Linked DNA regions of Homo sapiens: region 1 is linked to region 2. The links are chromatin loops, found by intact Hi-C in ENCODE. Cell type or tissue: CD14-positive monocyte. All regions are shown on one strand. Each heading gives the region's core, and the rest is flanking DNA. Links, peaks and the distances in the headings are about the cores only. Region 1 overlaps ATP6V1A (ATPase H+ transporting V1 subunit A). Region 2 has its middle 7.6 kb from the start of GRAMD1C.

What was found. Hi-C counts contacts between places; a loop is a spot of excess contacts. Peaks named below come from ENCODE experiments on the same cell type or tissue, not always from the same donor. Only the 100,000 strongest peaks of a DNase experiment are listed, where the experiment ranks them.
Region 1: a loop joins it to region 2, with 4 times the contacts of the local background. A loop is called at or near these places in 5 of 110 quality-filtered maps.

What each region holds. Positions count from the first base shown.
Region 1 is chr3:113,779,407-113,787,746 of GRCh38, reverse strand. ATP6V1A (ATPase H+ transporting V1 subunit A) reads right to left here. Exons shown (of 15, transcript NM_001690.4): 3 at 6,569-6,697; 4 at 3,309-3,523; 5 at 2,914-3,051; 6 at 1,364-1,515. Among named protein-coding and RNA genes, the nearest start is that of ATP6V1A, 37 kb to the right of the region's middle. In CD14-positive monocyte, for the core only: no CTCF peak of the experiment used is centred there; DNase peaks (open chromatin) are centred at 3,616 and 4,176; H3K4me3 peaks cover 1,093 bases; H3K27ac peaks cover 2,631 bases.
Region 2 is chr3:113,826,999-113,835,338 of GRCh38, reverse strand. It overlaps a transcript of GRAMD1C not described here. Among named protein-coding and RNA genes, the nearest start is that of GRAMD1C, 7.6 kb to the left of the region's middle. RefSeq lists an enhancer at 4,292-4,441. In CD14-positive monocyte, for the core only: no CTCF peak of the experiment used is centred there; a DNase peak (open chromatin) is centred at 4,568; H3K4me3 peaks cover 1,433 bases; H3K27ac peaks cover 1,661 bases.

The DNA of each region.
Region 1 (8,340 bases), core at 125-8,124, 48 kb after region 2:
AATCATCAATTTATGGTGACATAAATCTACTATTTTTTTAAAATTATACCACAATTCTTTATTTTTAAAAAGTTACACATGCAAATAAATTAAATACATCCTTTATGCTGGGAGATCTATTCCTGTGCATGCTTTTGGTTTATTGAGTGACATAATAAATTGCTTGGTAATAATTTATACTTGAATCATTTGAACTTTGTACATCACAAAATCAGTTTACCGTAAAATTATATAATTGGTTACAGAGAGGCTTAAGCCAAAAATAGACATCAGTTGAAAGCTACAGATATTGGAGTATTTACTTCTTTGCCATGAAACAGGGCATTTTCCCCCTGCTTTGTCATCTGAATTATTTAATAATTTTAAATCTAGAAGTAGATCCAGCATCAAACTTAAAGTTAGGTATTCATGTTGCTTGCTTCTCAGTTTGATTTATCCCAGGCATGGAGTTTGGGACTAAACTGATCCCCTGGATCCCGTGATGACTACAGAGATTTCCTTCACCAAAAATCAGATTAAAGCCTTGTTTCTGCAGAGCTATGAGTACACTACAGCACTTAGAAGCACATTCTGTACTATTTTCTTTCCCTCTTCCAAATGTTATCCCAGTTATTTGGGTGGGGCTTCTGTCTTGGTTCCCAGTCTAGAATAACTTAAGAAACATGGTGGCCGGGTGCAATGGCTCACGCCTGTAATCCTAGTACTTTGGGAGGCCAAGGCAGGTGGATCACTTGAGCTCAGAAGTTTGAGATCAGCCTAGGCAACATAGTCAAACCCGGTCTCTACCAAAAATACAAAAAATTAGCCAGGTGTGGTGGTGCATGCCTGTGGTCCCAGCTACTCAGGAGGGTGAGGCAGGAGGAGGATTGCTTGAGCTGGGAGGCAGAGGTTGCAGTGAGCTGAGATCATGCCACTGCACTCTAGCCTGGGCGACAGAGTGAGATCCTGTCTCAATTAAAAAAAAAAAAAAGAAGAAGAAGAAGAAACAGAGTTACATTGTTTTGGTACAGATTTTCTTCAGAAAATTTAATTTTTCCAGAAAAGTTTCAGAAATAATGCTTTCTGTGGGCAACCATGAAAAAAGTAAATGTTTTGGTACAGATTTTCTTCAGCAAATTTAATTTTTCCAGAAAAGTTTCAGAAATAATGCTTTCTGGGGGCAACCATGAAAAAAGTAAATCTTCAATGGTTTGAATTTATAATAAGTGCTAGCAATAGATAAAAATATTTAATTCACCATTATTACTCTAGATAAAATGTATTATAGTGTTAAACACATAAGCCCTTTATCTATAAAGATAATAAAAACATAAGCACATATAATAACTCTGAGGGAAAATCGTGGGACACATCTCAAACTTACGGAAAAAGGGCATCAAGGACTCTCTGGCCAGTCAACAGAGGATGATTGGCTGGCAGCTTCTCAGTGACAGGTCGAACTTGACGTACAGGCCATACTTGCACCATGGTGAACTTCTCCTTTACACCTTCAAATTCAAGCTCCAAGACAACATCCTATAGAAATACAGTAGGATTTTAGTATGGTCAAATTTGTGAACATTTCTTCCTTCAAAATCAAAGTAACCCGATTCTCCTTGGGGTTAGGAAGGTGATACATGTAAGTGCAAAGGGAGATTTATACTTTTTATTATAATTAATTATATATAGTCTTAGCTTTTTTTTTTTTTTAACCTGGTGCATTTATTACTTTTTTAATAATTACAAACAAAATTTCTGAGTTAGAAAGGAGTATATCAGACTTGTGACTGTAATCCCAGCTTCTCAGAAAACTGAGGCAGGAGGATTGCTTAAGCCCAGTAGTTCCAGCACCCCAGGCAACATAGTGACACCCCATCTCCTAAAACAAAAAAAAAAAAAAAAAGAAAGAAAGAAGTATATTAAGCAACAAAGAAATAGTTAAATATAAGTAAAGGCCTGTAATCCCAGCTACTTGAAAGGCTGAGGCAGGAGAATCGCTTGAACCCAGGAGGCAGAGGATGCAGTGAGCCGAGATCGCGCCACTGCACTCTAGCCTGGTGACAGAGCAAGAGTCCATCTCAAAAAAAAAAAATTAACTGGGCATGGTGGCATGTGCCCGTGGTCCCAGGTACTTGGGAGGCTGAGGTGATAGAACTGCTTGAGCCCAGCAGGTTGAGGCTACAGTGAGCTATGATTGCACCACTGCACTCCAGTCTGGGCAACACAGCAAGACCCTGTCTCAAAAAAAAAAAAAAAAAAAAGAAAAGAAAAAAAGAGAATTCAAATAATCCATTATATAATAATAATACTAATTATTTTTATTTTTTTGAGATGGAGTCTCGCTCTGTCACCCAGGCTGGAGTGCAATGGCACGATCTCAGCTCACTGCAACCTCCGCCTCCTAGGTTCAGGCGATTCTCCTGCCTCAGCCTTTCAACTAGCTGGGATTACAGGCGTGCGCCACCACGCCTGGCTAATTTTTGTATTTTTAGTAGAGACAGGGTTTCACCATGTTGGTCAGGCTGGTCTCGATCTCCTGACCTTGTGCTCTGCCCATCTCGCCCTCCCAAAGTGTTGGGATTACAGGCGTGAGCCTACATGCCCGGTCCCATTATATAATTACTATGTGAATATTGATACACCATTAAAATCAAAGTCTATTCTATGCCTAAACAACTAGGGCTTTAAATAAATGTAGCATCAGTTAATATGGTAGAAAACTGTTACATTTCTTTAAAAAGAAATACTATGTTCTGCTTTTTCATCCCTAAATCCAAGTTAAAAATAAACAAACAAAAACTTTCAAAAATTATAGGAGTTACTCAAAACTTATGTATTAAATATCAATTCTTTAATTACTTAGGGCACTAAAACTGGGCAGCTATCATATAGAAATAGAGGCACTCTGCAGGATAAAGTTCAAATGATACTTACAGAGGTATCATAATTCCCAGGTGGAGCAATGTAAGTTACAGTTCCTCTGTTTCGTGGGGGTAACATGATTTTGTGTTTGATAAGCGAGTTCTCACTGACAATTCCATAAATGTCTCCGCCAGTGATATGACTACCAACCTAGAGATAAATGTATTTGCTGTTTAATTTGCAAATAAATGTCAAGTAGACTTGCCCCTGCTGCTATAATTTAAATCAATTACCTGACTTATCAATAAAACATTAGTTCTAAAATCCCATGAAGTAGAGTTAAGAAAAACTTTAAACTATCCTTCTGTAGTCTATTTTTATTTGGACTAAGAGTACAATGTAGTTTACTAAACATTCATTTTATATTCTTTCAATAACTTCAGAAATTCTTGGTTACACAGACATACCCGTAGGTTTTTGCAAGGTGTAAAGTCCCATTTGATATCTCTGCTAAGAGCAGACACGTTTACTCCTCTGGGGATGTAGATGCTTTGGGTCTGACTGCTGATATCCGACAAAGGTCTTTGAATACCATCAAAAATGGCTCCCATAATGCCAGGACCAAGCTCTACAGAGAGGGGTTTACCAGTGCGAAGTACAGGATCTCCAACAGACACACCAGCTAAAAACAGCAGCTAAGGAAAACCTACTATGAAGGTTTAAAGACACAATTAACAGGAAATACCACAGTTTAACAAGGAAATGCCACTCAAGAAGTGAAAACGGAAGTTCCCAAACTTTCTCAGTTCACAGGATTCATAGTGTTTTCAGTAACTTCTTTCAGTGTCCCAGGACAAAAGATATATCTAACACTTGCATTTATTAAACAGTTATGTCTAAACAACCTAATATGTATATACGTCCTAACAACTGAGTAGCAATTTGAAAAAATATATGCATAAGTTGAAAGAAAAAATAATATTAATTTCAGTCCTAAATATCCATAATTCTCATGAATGTATATGCCCTTGGGGAACTATATAATTTTCCAATCTTGCAATCAGATTGGAAACTTGTTCCATTTTGATTGTCACATGATACCTGCTTTTGTAGCTTAGCAACTGCCAAAAACTCAGCTTTGCAAAGATATGACATCATTGACAAAAATATAGTACAGCAACATAATGAAACTGTTTATTATCTCAAGCTACTAGTTCATGTGGTGTCTGACAATATGTCTAACATTCCTGTGTTTGCCTCAAAAATTTTAAATATCCTGGCACCACATGAGTTTGCTGCAGCTTCTCAGAATGACTCTGCAAAGTTTGGGAACCACAGGGCTAAAAACAGAAGCAAAACTCCCTCATTAATACATTGCTTCACATATGCTGCTGAGGAATATCAGTCCCCTAATAAGGGTATTAGTACTTGGACAAAACCTAAAATCTTAAGAATAAAGTTATTTTGAAAACATACAAATAAGAATAAAATATATAAATAAGCATAATGAGTCCACTTTATTCTACACATTTGTTGACAGGAGTAAAATCAGTACAACTTTTCCTGAGAGCAATTTAGCAATATTTATCAAAATTCAAAATGGGTAAGTCGTGACCTAGGAATCCAACTTCTGTGAATTCTTACTATACTTACAATGTAGCACTGTTTATAACAACCAAAAACTAGAAACCAAAACTTCTATCATTAAGACATTGATAAGTAAATAATGGTACATTTATATGATGGAATTGTTATATGGCTGTAAAAAAAAGAACCAGAGTTATCATGAATTCCTCTAGAAATCTCTCTAAACTATGTATTTTCATTTCCAATTTTGATTATGAAAATTTTCAGAACAACAACAAAGTTGAAAGAATTTTACAGTGGACTCCCAGTCTCTACAAGCTAGGTTCTATATTTAACATTTTACTATATTTATCACATATCTATTTATCTTCTAGAATACACATACTTTTAAGTGAAAAAAAGCAAGGTGTATAACAGTACCTAAAATATGCTATCTTGGGAGGCCGGGGCAGGTGGATCGTGAGGTCAGGAGTTCAAGACCAGCCTGGCCAAGATGGTGAAACCCCATCTCTACTAAAAATACAAAAAATTAGCCGGGCATGCTGGCACGTGCCTGTAATCCCAGCTACTTGGGAGGCTGAGGCAGAGAATTGCTCAAACCTGGGAGGCGGAGGTTGCAGTAAGCCGAGATCATGCTACTGCACTCCAGCCTGGGCGACAGAGTGAGACTCTGTCTCAAAAAGCAAACAAACAAACAAAAAAACCATATATATATGTATATATATATATATGTGTATATATATACGTATATATATACACATGTATATATATATATAGAGAGAGAGAGAGAGAGAAAGGAAAGAAAAATACAAATATTTGTATTTGCTCATGTATGTAATTACTAAACTAGAAGGATATAAAATAAAGGGAGCTATAAATGTGGTTCCATGTGTGCATGGAGGTGTGTATGTGTTTTGATAAACGGCTAGATACAAGACAACAAAGGCAAGGAGGGTTGTCACTGTTTACATTTTCATTTATTTTAAATCTTCAAGCCATGAAAAAGATTAAACAGATTAAAAGATAAAAGTAAAAATAGAAAAAATATTTCTGATTAGTCACAATTTCATAGCTACAAAAACTTCTATTTTTATTTAAAATTTCTAGATGATTTTGTTTTAAATTGGCACCTAGTACTATAAAGAGACTAGTTATCTGCACGCATGTGTTTTAGAATGGCAAAAACGTCGTACCAAATAAATCTTGATTAAATACTCAAAGAATTAATGCTGATTTTGAGAATCAAAGTAAAACACATATAGAAGCACTAAAAAAGTGGTTCTTCTTCACTAGGCTTAACCCTTTATTTTTCATAGAAAATTGAAAATAAATACTATGTTTAAAAGCCAAAATTATGATAACCAAATAGTAAAGCTTTCCTAGTAATAAAACTGAAATGTAATATGTCACTCAGTGCTATCAAAAGAATGGTGACCGTTTTATTTGTGGACTTACTATTTTAAACTGAAATCATAATTAGAGAATTTTAACCTCACAAGTCAATATTGTTATTCTGTTTACGCTTTCTTCTACAATATGCGTCCCAATGAAGAAAAAATTCACTTGGTCCCCCTTAAGTTCATGAATTACTGAAGCAGTAAGAGCAATGAAAGTTCAGAAGATACTAATTTCTTAAAATAAGAGTACCAATTCATAGTACTTTTCTCTCTTTCTTTAACATACTCCTGCATAATTCAGGTCTCTTCACAACACCAGCATTTCATGCTTCTAATATCATTAGTTGTTGCTGCTTTGCTGCTTCCACCTTTGGCTTAAATCCTCAATTTTTTTTTTCTTTTCTGAGATGGAGTCTCACTCTGTTGCCCAGGCTGGAGTGCAGTGGTGCGATCTCTGCTCACTGCAACCTCCCACCTCCAGGGTGCAAGCGATTCCCCTGCCTCAGCCTCCCAAGCGGCTGGGATTACAGGCGCCTGCCACTATACCCAGCTGATTTTTGTATTTTTATTAGAGATGGAGTTTCACCATGTTGGCCAGGCTGGTCTCAAATTCCTGACCTCAGGTGATCCACCTGCCTGCCTCCCAAAGTGCTGGGATTACTTTGTGTGAGGCACTATGCCTGGCCTAAATCCTTAAATTTTGAAATATAGAAAGTGGCAGGAAATTGAGCCAAAAAGGATACAAGTTTCTTCATACACCTGAATAGTAGCCATGTCACCCTCCAATCGAATAATCTCTCCAACCAATTCGCTGTGGCCCACTCTCACCAGCTCATACATGGCTGCACCCGCCATGTCACAGGCTGTAACCACTGAAGAGAACAAAAGACTATTTTGATGACTTAAGACTCTAGTGCTCTGTGAATAGTCACAAATAATTAAAACACCCAATAAACCCAGTATTGTGCCTCTCTCATATATTCATAAGAAGGATAAAAACCTACTATGGAACATACTGGTAGTTTCACATAGATATATATTTTAGTGTATAATATAAAGAGGTAAGCCAAAGATTATTTATTTACATAATATACATGAAAACTTTTCAAACATTTCAAGTTCTGCATGGCAAACTTACCTGGTAGGATTCAGGTATGTTCTGAGAGTTGCTATGATACATGGAGTGAAGGCTTTGGAACAATAAAAAAAACTTTTAAAAGTAGAAATTGGAATAAATGGTTTGGCTAGTAGTATGGTAGAATGCCACACAATTATCACTTCGCTGTGCTGTTACCATTTCCTTTGAGAGACAGACCTAAAGCAACATGTTTACTTTCTAATAACTTATAGCAGTAGTTCTTAAAACTCTTCTGGGACATGGACCCTTTTCAAAAACTAATAATAGCTCTACTAGAAAAACTCACACACACATCTACAAAATTTTTTTCATAGGCCGTAAGGATATTTATAATCAGTCACCACCATTGGGTAAGAAATTGTCAATGGAATTCCATTTACTGAACTTACTATTTTGGACCATGTGGTCTAGTAAGCAAAAATTACTTTTCTAGCAGGGAAGGAAGGTTGCCATATTTTTAGACACGTGTAAGAATAAACCAATTTTTAATATTTAGCCTTCTGATACAACTGATTAGAACTATGTTATAGGTAATACTTCAGTGGAAACTATTAAAGCTTTATGAGTTAATTAACCTGTGTAAAAACAATGAAGACTTATTCATTCTATAAATATTTACCTCTATGCCGACTACTTAAGAATTAAGATGCACTGAAATACCAGAGATAATGAAATTTAAAAATCATATTTCATAAGCCAAAAAAGGATGCCATTGTTCCATTACCTTATTAAGTACTTAAGAATTAAAAATTGCAGGAGGCAAGGGGAGGGAGAGCATTAGGACAAATACCTAACGCACGTGGGGCTTAAAACCTAGGTAACAGGTTGATAGGTGCAGCAAGCCACCATGGCACATGTATACCTATGTAACACACCTACACTTTCTGCACATGTATCCCAGAACTTAAAGTAAAATTTAAAAAAATTTTTAAAATAAAATAAAAATTGTTTCCAGGAGCAGTTTACTACACAGTTTCACAGAATATTTTTTCCTAAACTCTCTGATGTTCTTTTGCCTTTTCTCTAAAGGTTCTTGGGTTTAGTCTGTCCATCCTGAAGACCCTTATGATCATTGAGAGGACAATTATTTCTCTGCATGGCAAAAGATACTGATAACCTTTTAATGACCTGCCAATGAAATCAAGCTCAAACACCAAGTTCTTGGGGGAGAAAAAAGAGGCACAGTGACTGACAGTCTTCATTTGCGTAAACATCAAAAAACTGTCATCACCACTACTCTAACTAGAACAAGAAAAAGACTATATAGCATGAGGTTTTAAGGATAATACATCACTGACCAGGTTTTACTTAGAGAAACTGTGACTGTGAATCACATTGTGTAGTGGGAGTATTCAATAACAAAACAAATACTGGCGT
Region 2 (8,340 bases), core at 121-8,120:
GAAAGTGAATATGGAAGAAAAGTTGTTAGAAGTTTGAAGAGAAAGGAGAAATTATGAAATACTTAGGAGCACAGGTGAATGAACTGACTAATGTTTTAGGAAAACAGTAAAACAGTAGCATTGCTGGGCAACACAAATGCCTCATTGAGATTAATGGTCATGTATTTAAAGTGAGATCACACTAATATGTAAACAGCTCCCAGAAATCCCTGCTTACCACAATCAGGGGAATGCTTAATTAGGAGATTAATGGTCATGTATTTAAAGTGAGATCACACTAATATGTAAACAGCTCCCAGAAAAACATATGGAAAAACCATAGTCAAGTTAAAATTGTTAAAGTATATGTCAGAAAGTTCATGGAAAAGGAAATATCAGTGTCTTTTTTTTTTTTTTTTTGAGACGGAGTTTCACTTTTGTCACCAGGCTAGAGTGCAATGGCACGACCTCAGTTCACTGCAAACTCCACCTCCTGTGTTCAAGCGATTCTCCTGTCCCAGCCTCTGGAGTAGCTGGGATAACAGGTGCCCACCACCACGCCCAGCTAATTTTTTTTTTTTTTTTTTTAGTAGAGACAGAGTTTCACCATGCTGATCAGGCTCGTCTCGAACTCCTGACCTCATGATCCACCCTCCTTGGGCTTCCAAAGTGCTGGGATTACAGGTGTAAGCCACCGTGCCTGGGCAAATGTCTCTTAAAAATATAAAAGATCCTCAGTTTCACTCAGAATAGCATAGAAATTAAAACCACACTGAAATACTATTTTTCACTTACTAGTTTGACAAAAAGTACAGAAATTTGAAAACGCATTCTGCTGACAAGACCGTGGGGATACAGGACTCTTATAATGGAAGTGTAGAGGCTGGGTGCGGTGGCTCATGCCTGTAATCCCAGCACTTCAGGAGACCAAGGCAGGTGGATCCTTTGAGGTCAGGAGTTCGAGACCAGCCTGACCATCATGGTGAAACCCTGTCTCTACTAAAATGCAAAAATTAGCCAGGCGTGGTGGCAGGCGCCTGTAATCCCAGCTACTTGGGAGGCTGAGGCAGGAAAATCGCTTGAACCCAGGAGGCGGAAGTTGCAGTGAGCCAAGATTGCACCACTACACTCCAGCCTGGGTGACAGGGTGAGACTCTGTCTCAAAATAATAATAATAATAATGGAGGTGTAAAGTAATATAGCGAATTTGGCAATAGCTTCAAAAATTACAAAATGCATATACTCTTCAGCAGTACCAACTTCTGCAATTTTTCCTATAGATTTAATTGCACACATGCAAAATAATCCAAAGTTATTCCTAGAAGAATAGTTGGTAGTAAAAATTGAAAACAAATCATCATCAATAAAGGACTGGTTAAATAAATGACAAACCTCCATCCATTAGAATTTGGAATTCTGTGCAGTTTCATAATAATTTTTAAAAGAATGAGGAGGAGCAACATCAACGAAAATGGCAGAGTGGGGAACTTCAAAAGTCTGTACTTCCACAAAAGCAACAAAAAAGGTGGCAAGAGCTGTCAGAAACAATTTATTTGGAAATCTGGAATGTCACCAAAACCTTACCACAATCAGGGGAATGCTTAATTAAGAAAAAACAGCTGAGTCTCAGTAAAAGACTTTTGTGACATTTTATTTTAACTTACCCTGGTACCATCCCCTACTCTACAATAGCCCACATTCCTGGTACTGATTCGTAGTATCAGAGGTAGCAGTACAGACCTTATTCTCGAAGAATTGTTATCTGTTTGCTTTGACCTGTTTGGTGGCTCCCTGAAGGCTCAAGGACTTGTTTGCCTTATTTTATCTCAGAACTCTTCCAAGGGTAGGACACCTGCCTTGGGCAGGTGTTGGTGGGGGAATGTTGGTAGAGGGGGCAGGTAGAGTATTTATTGAAAACATTTGGGCCGGGCATGGTGGCTCACGCCTGTAATCTCAGCACTTTGGAAGGCTGAGGGGGCAGATCACCTGAGGTTGGGAGTTCGAGACCAGCCTGACCAACATGGAGAAACCCCATCTCTACTAAAAATACAAAAATTAGCTGGGCGTGGTGGTACAAGCCTGTAATCCCAGCTACTTGGGAGGCTGAGGCAGGAGAATTGCTTGAACCCAGGAGGCAGAGGTTGCAGTGAGCCAAGACAGCACTATTGCACTCCAGCCTGGGAAACAAGAGCAAAACTCGTCACACACACACACGCACACACACAAAAAAAAAAAAAAAGAAAGAAAGAAAGAAAGAAAAGAAAAGAAAAAATTTGAAGGCAAATATATTACCAGTATCACTTGGGGCAAGGGATAACAGTTCAGGCAAACAATGGACAATCTGAATAAGGGCTTTGAAAAACTCTCACAAATTCCTGGGAATCCAGAAGGCCACATCCATGCCCAAAGCTGGGAACATGCTCAGAAAAGACCTAAGAAGGCCCTAAACTTCCACCTCTGGCTGACTTTTTGCTCGGCTAAGGCAGAGATATAAACTGCCTGGCTGGGTGTTACAGGCATACCCAGCACACACAGAAAGCCAGTCTGCAAAGACTGGAAGATAATTGCTTGTTTCTGTATGTATTTTTCTTCCTCGGTTTTTATTTTTTTCTAATCTGACAGAACAGAGACTTATGTGGCCACATAAAACAAAGAATACAAACTTTACAAAATTAGTTTGACTTGTATGAGGTACCTAGAGTAGTCAAATTCATAGAGAAAGGAAGTAGAATGGTGGTTTCCAGGGGCTATGAAGAGGGCAGAATGGGGCTTTATTTAACTGGTTCAAAGTTTCAGTTTGGGGTGAAGAAAAAGTTCTGGAGATGTGATCATTACACAATATAAATGCACGTAATGTCACTGAACCATACTTGAAATGGATAAAATGGTTAATTTTATCTTGTGTATATTTTACCATAACATAAAAAAGTAGTTTATAAAAGATACTAACAAACCACAAATAAATGCTAAAATAAGCAGCAACAGTAAAACCTGGGGAGGTGTACAACCTGATTTTCAAAGTTGCTGCATTATGCCAGGCACAGTGGCTCATGCCTGTAATCCCAGCACTTTGGGAGGCTGAGGCAGGTGGATCACCTGAGGTCAGGAGTTCAAGACCAACCGGGCCAACATGGTGAAACCCTATCTCTACTAAAAACACAAAAATTAGCCAGGCCTGGTGGTGGGTGCCTGTAGTTCGTGAGGCTGAGGCACGAGACTCTCTTGAACTGGGGAAATGGAGGCTGCAATGAATCGAGATCACACCACTGCACACTGCACTCCAGCCTGAGCGACAGAGTAAGACTCTGTCTCAAAAAAAACAAAGTTGCTGCATTATAATATTCAAAATGTCCAGTTTTCAACAAAAAATTATAAGGTACACAAAGAAACAAGACAGTTTGACCCATATACAGAGAAAAATAATAGAAACAGCCCCTAATGAAGCCTGAGCATTAGGCAAACAAAACTTTAAATCAACTATTTCATATATGCTCAAAGAGCTAAAAGAAATCAAATTCAAAAGAGACCCATGAGAACAATGTCTCACCTAATGAAGAATATCAATAAAGAGATATAAATTACAAAAGGAACCACATAGAAACTCTGGAGCTGAAAAATACAATAACTGAAATGAGAAATTCACTAGAGTAATTCAAATAGACTTGAGCAGACAGAGGAACAAATCAGCAACTTGAAGGTGGGTCAATTGGGATTATTCAGTCTGAGGAGCAGAAAGAAAAAAAAGTGAAGAAAAATGAACAGAACCCATAAGACCTGTAAGACACTGCCAAGTAGACCAACATATACAAAATGGGAATTCCAGGAGAGAAGAAAGAAAGAATATTTGAAGAAGTAATGGCCAAGAAAGAATGAGGAAACTCTTTATGCACTGATATATAAAGATCTACAAAAAATTTTGTCACATTAAAAAAAAGTAAGGTGCAAAACAATATACAGTGCCAAAAATGCATACTCTGAATCTAATTGTGAGGAAACAGACAAACTGAAATTGAGGGACATTACTTGAACTCTTCAAAAACATCAAACTCATAAAAGGCAAAGAAAGACTGAAGTGTTCTTTCATACTAAAGAACACTAAAGATATATAGCAACTAAATACAATGTGCGATTTTGTCTTGGATCCTGAACCAGAAACATTTTGTTGTTGTTGTTGTTATAAAGAACATTACTGGGACAACTGGAAAACTTTGAATAAAGTGTAGGTTACATTATAGTATTGACTCAGTGTTAATTTCCTGTTTTTGTTTTTTGAGACAGAGTCTTGCTCTGTCACCCAGGCTGGAGTGCAGTGGTGCGATCTCAGCTCACTGCAACCTCTGCCTCTTGGGTTCAAGCAATTCTCCTGTCTCATGCTCCGGAGTAGTCTCAAGTGCATACCATCATGCCAGGCCAATTTTTGTATTTTTAGTAGAGATGGGGTTTTTACAGGTCACCCTGGCCTCGAATTCCTAACCTCAGGTGACCCACCCGCCTTGGCCTCCCAAAGTGCTGGGATTACGGGCATGAGTCACCATGCCCATACAATTTCCTGTTTGTTATAATTGTACTATGGTTAGGTATGGGGATGTGCTTGTTTTAGGAAGTGCAGTCATGCATTGCATAACAATGTGTCAGTCACTGCATTCAACAGTGAACCACAAGAAAACAGTGGTCCCATAAGATTATAGTACAATATTTTTACTGTACTTTTTCTATGTTTGGATACACAAATACTTCTCATTGTGTTACAGCTGTCTTCAGTATTCAGCATGGTAACATGCTGTCCAGGTTTATAGCTCAGGAGCAATAGGCTATTCCATATAGCCTAAGTGTGTAGTAGTAATACAGGAGATAGAATTTAGGCAGATAGTAAGGGTAAGAGTCCTCGGTGGAACTCCCCTTTTAACAAAAAGCAGCCACCAAAACATTTCTTTTCTAACAAAGAGCAGCCTGAAAAATCAAGCCGCAAACATAGATAAGCAAGCTAAAAAGCTTGCACAGGTGAATGCCAGCCTCAGTGCCAATAGAAAAGGGCTACCTGGATGCCAGGCATGTTCAACAGGGAGGGTCCTCTTCTCTTTTCTTTGTCACCACGTGTACAGTAAAGAGGCAGGCAACATGGTGCCTGGCCATGTAGAGAACCCATCTCCATAATAAAAGATTAGGGTGGAGTGGCCAGCTTCTTTGCATGCTGTGCAAACCGCACACCTAGTCCTAACCAGTTCTTCGTGTGCTATGCAAATGACACACCTGGTCCGACCAATCTTTTGTGCCCTATATAAATCAGATACCACCTCCCCAAGATCATCTATTCAACCTTCTGCATTTCACCATGGAAGCAGCAACCCATATTCTCTGGGGCCCCTCTCTCTGCAGCAGAGAGAGCTTTTCTCTTTATTTCGCCTATTAAACTTCTGCTCTGAACCTCACCCTGGTTTGTCTGCGTCCTTGTTTTCCATGACCGTGGGACAACGAACCTCAGGTATTACCCCAGACAACAACATCACCTCAGTAGGCTCTACCATTTAGATTTCTTTAAGTACATTCTAGGATGTTGGCACAACAGCAAAATTGCCTAATGACGCATTTCTCAGAACATATCCCAGTTGTTAAGTGACGTATGACTTTGTACACTGATATATTTGATCTAGCTCACCCAAATGTTTCAGAAAAAAAAATTGTGTGCCAAGAGAGAATAATAAATAAAGCAAACATGAAAATCTGAGTAAAAGTTTTATGGGAAGCCTTTGCACTATTCTTGCAACTTTCTTATTTCAAGTAATTAAAAACTATTATAACTCAATAAATAAAGTGAAACCACCCTCCACAGTTGTGTCATTTTTTTTTTGTAGTTGCACAAATGCAAACACAGAATGGACACAGTTGGATTTAGTTGGAGGTTTTGGAGGGTTTCTTGAGACAGGGTCTCTCTCTATTACCCAAGCTAAAGTGTAGTGGCATGATCACTGTTCACTGCAGTCTTAACCTTCTGGACTCAAGTGATCCACCTCAGCCTTCCAAGTACCTGGGGCCACAGGCCCACACCACCCCATCCAGCTAGGTTTTGGGGAGTTTTGTTTGTTTGTTTGTTTGTTTGTTTTGTACAGACTGGGCCTCCCTATGTTGCCCAGACTGGTCTTAACTCCTGGCCTCAAATGATCCTCCTGTTCTGGCCTTCCCTCGTGCTGGGATTACAGATGTGAGCCACTGCACCCAGCCTAAGGTTGATTTTTACCAGGCAAGTACGCTAAGTCACAAGAGAAGCAAGGGAGATAAGTATGTATGCAAGGATTTGGCAATAATGATTGCCCCTGGAGTCCAAGCAGGGTTAAGAAGCAAAATAAGGTCATAAGAGTGTCAAGGCCAATGAAAGTGTGAGGATTAAATGTTTGTAAATCTAGTTGAGATTAAAGGACTGCTGGTGATAGAAGTGATGAGTTGGAAAGATACAAATGGTACTTGAAACTGAGATTGTGGACAAATTGCAGTTATAATGATAAGTTCTATGATATGAGCATGAGAGTGGGTGGCTGACAGGAGTGGTGGTTCAGATTGTTGGGGCAGAGGACAAGGCACTAAGAAACCAGGAATTGAAAGTATAACCTTAGTGGCTATTGAAATCACCAAGTGCAGAAAGAGTAGGGTAGAAGAAAGCGACATGAGCAAGGAGCAAAAATCTTCAATGAAAAAGGGAACATGGATTGTGAGTTTATAGATGACTCCAATAAGAAAAGGCAACTGGTGGCATAGTGTTCTGACATGAAATTCAAAGATAGAGTGTTAGGGAAGAGTGAAGGAAAAGAGTCTGGAAGTAATAGGAAAAAAGAAGACAATCACTTTTTCTTGGGCCCATTGGTGCTCCAGCTACTATAGTTGCATGACAAATCACCCAAAACCTTAGTGGCTGAAAACAATAATCATTCATTATTTCATGGTTTCTGTGGGTCAGGAACCTGGAGCAGCTCAGCTCCTCAGTTCTAGCTCATGGGCTTTCAGAGGTTGCCCTTAATCAAGTGGATATCCAGTCATCAGAAGACCTGATAGTGGCTGGAGGATCCACTTCTATGGTGTCTCACTTACATGGCCGGGCACCTGGTACTGGCTATTGGTTTGGGACCTCAATTCCTCTCCATATGGACATCTTCACAGAGCTGCTTCAGTCCTCATTGCATGGCAGTGCCTTTCCTCAGAGCAGGTAATCCAGGATACCAAGGTGAGGACTACAGTGCCGTTTATGACCTAACCTTGGAAGTTATAGACTATCATTTACACCGCATTCTATTGGGGTCAGTCAGCTCTGATTCACTGAGGGAGGTGACTCCACAGGGCATGAATGATAGAGGCCAGGATCAATGGAGGCCTTATTGATTGGAGGCCAATGGAGGCCAGGATCAAAGAAGGCCAGATCAATGGGAAGTTACAAGTGATATGATGGTGTGGGAGAGGAAACAGACACCACTTGAGAGGGCTTCAGGGAAAGCCGTTTCCTCTCAAGTTTCAGGGGAAAACCAAGTATCAGTGCAAGCTTGTCCAACCCGTGGCCCACAGGCCACATGCGTCCTAGGACAGCTTTGAATGCAGCCCAACACAAATTCGTAAACTTTCTTAAAATATTATGAGAGTTTTTTGCCATCAGCTGTCATTAGTATTAGTGTATTTTATTTTATTTTATTTTAAGATGGAGTCTCGCTCTGTCACCCAGGCTGGAGTGCAGTGGTGCGATCTTGGCTCACTGCAACCTCTGCCTCCCGGGTTCAAGCAATTCTCCTGCCTCAGCCTCCTGAGTAGCTGGGACTACAGGTGCATGCCACCACGCCCGGCTAATTTTTTGTATTTTAGTAGAGGCGGGGTTTCACCGTGTTGCCCAGGCTGGTCTCAAACTCCTGAGCTCAGGCAATCCGCCTGCCTCGGCCTCCCAAAGTGCTGGGATTACAGGCATGAGCCACTGTGCCCGGCCTAGTGTTAGTGTATTTTATATGTGGTCTGAGACAATCCTTCTTCCAATGCAGCCCAGTGAAGCCAAAAGATTGGACACCCTTGAGTTAGAACAAGATGAAGAAAGATTTTTAGAGAATTTTCAGAGAAAACTCAAAGAACTTAGGTTATAGAAGATTTTGTTGGCTGGGTGCGGTGGCTCACGCCTGTAATCCCAGCACTTTGGGGGGCCGAGGCAGGCAGATTGCCTGAGCTCAGGAGTTCACAACCAGCCTGGGCGACATGGTGTTGAAACCCCTCCTCTACTAAAATACAAAAAATTAGCCGGGCGTGGTGGCATGCACCTGTAGTCCCAGCTATTCGGGAGGCTGAGGCAGGAGAATGGCATGAACCCAGGAGGCCGAGCTTGCAGTGAGCCGAGATAGT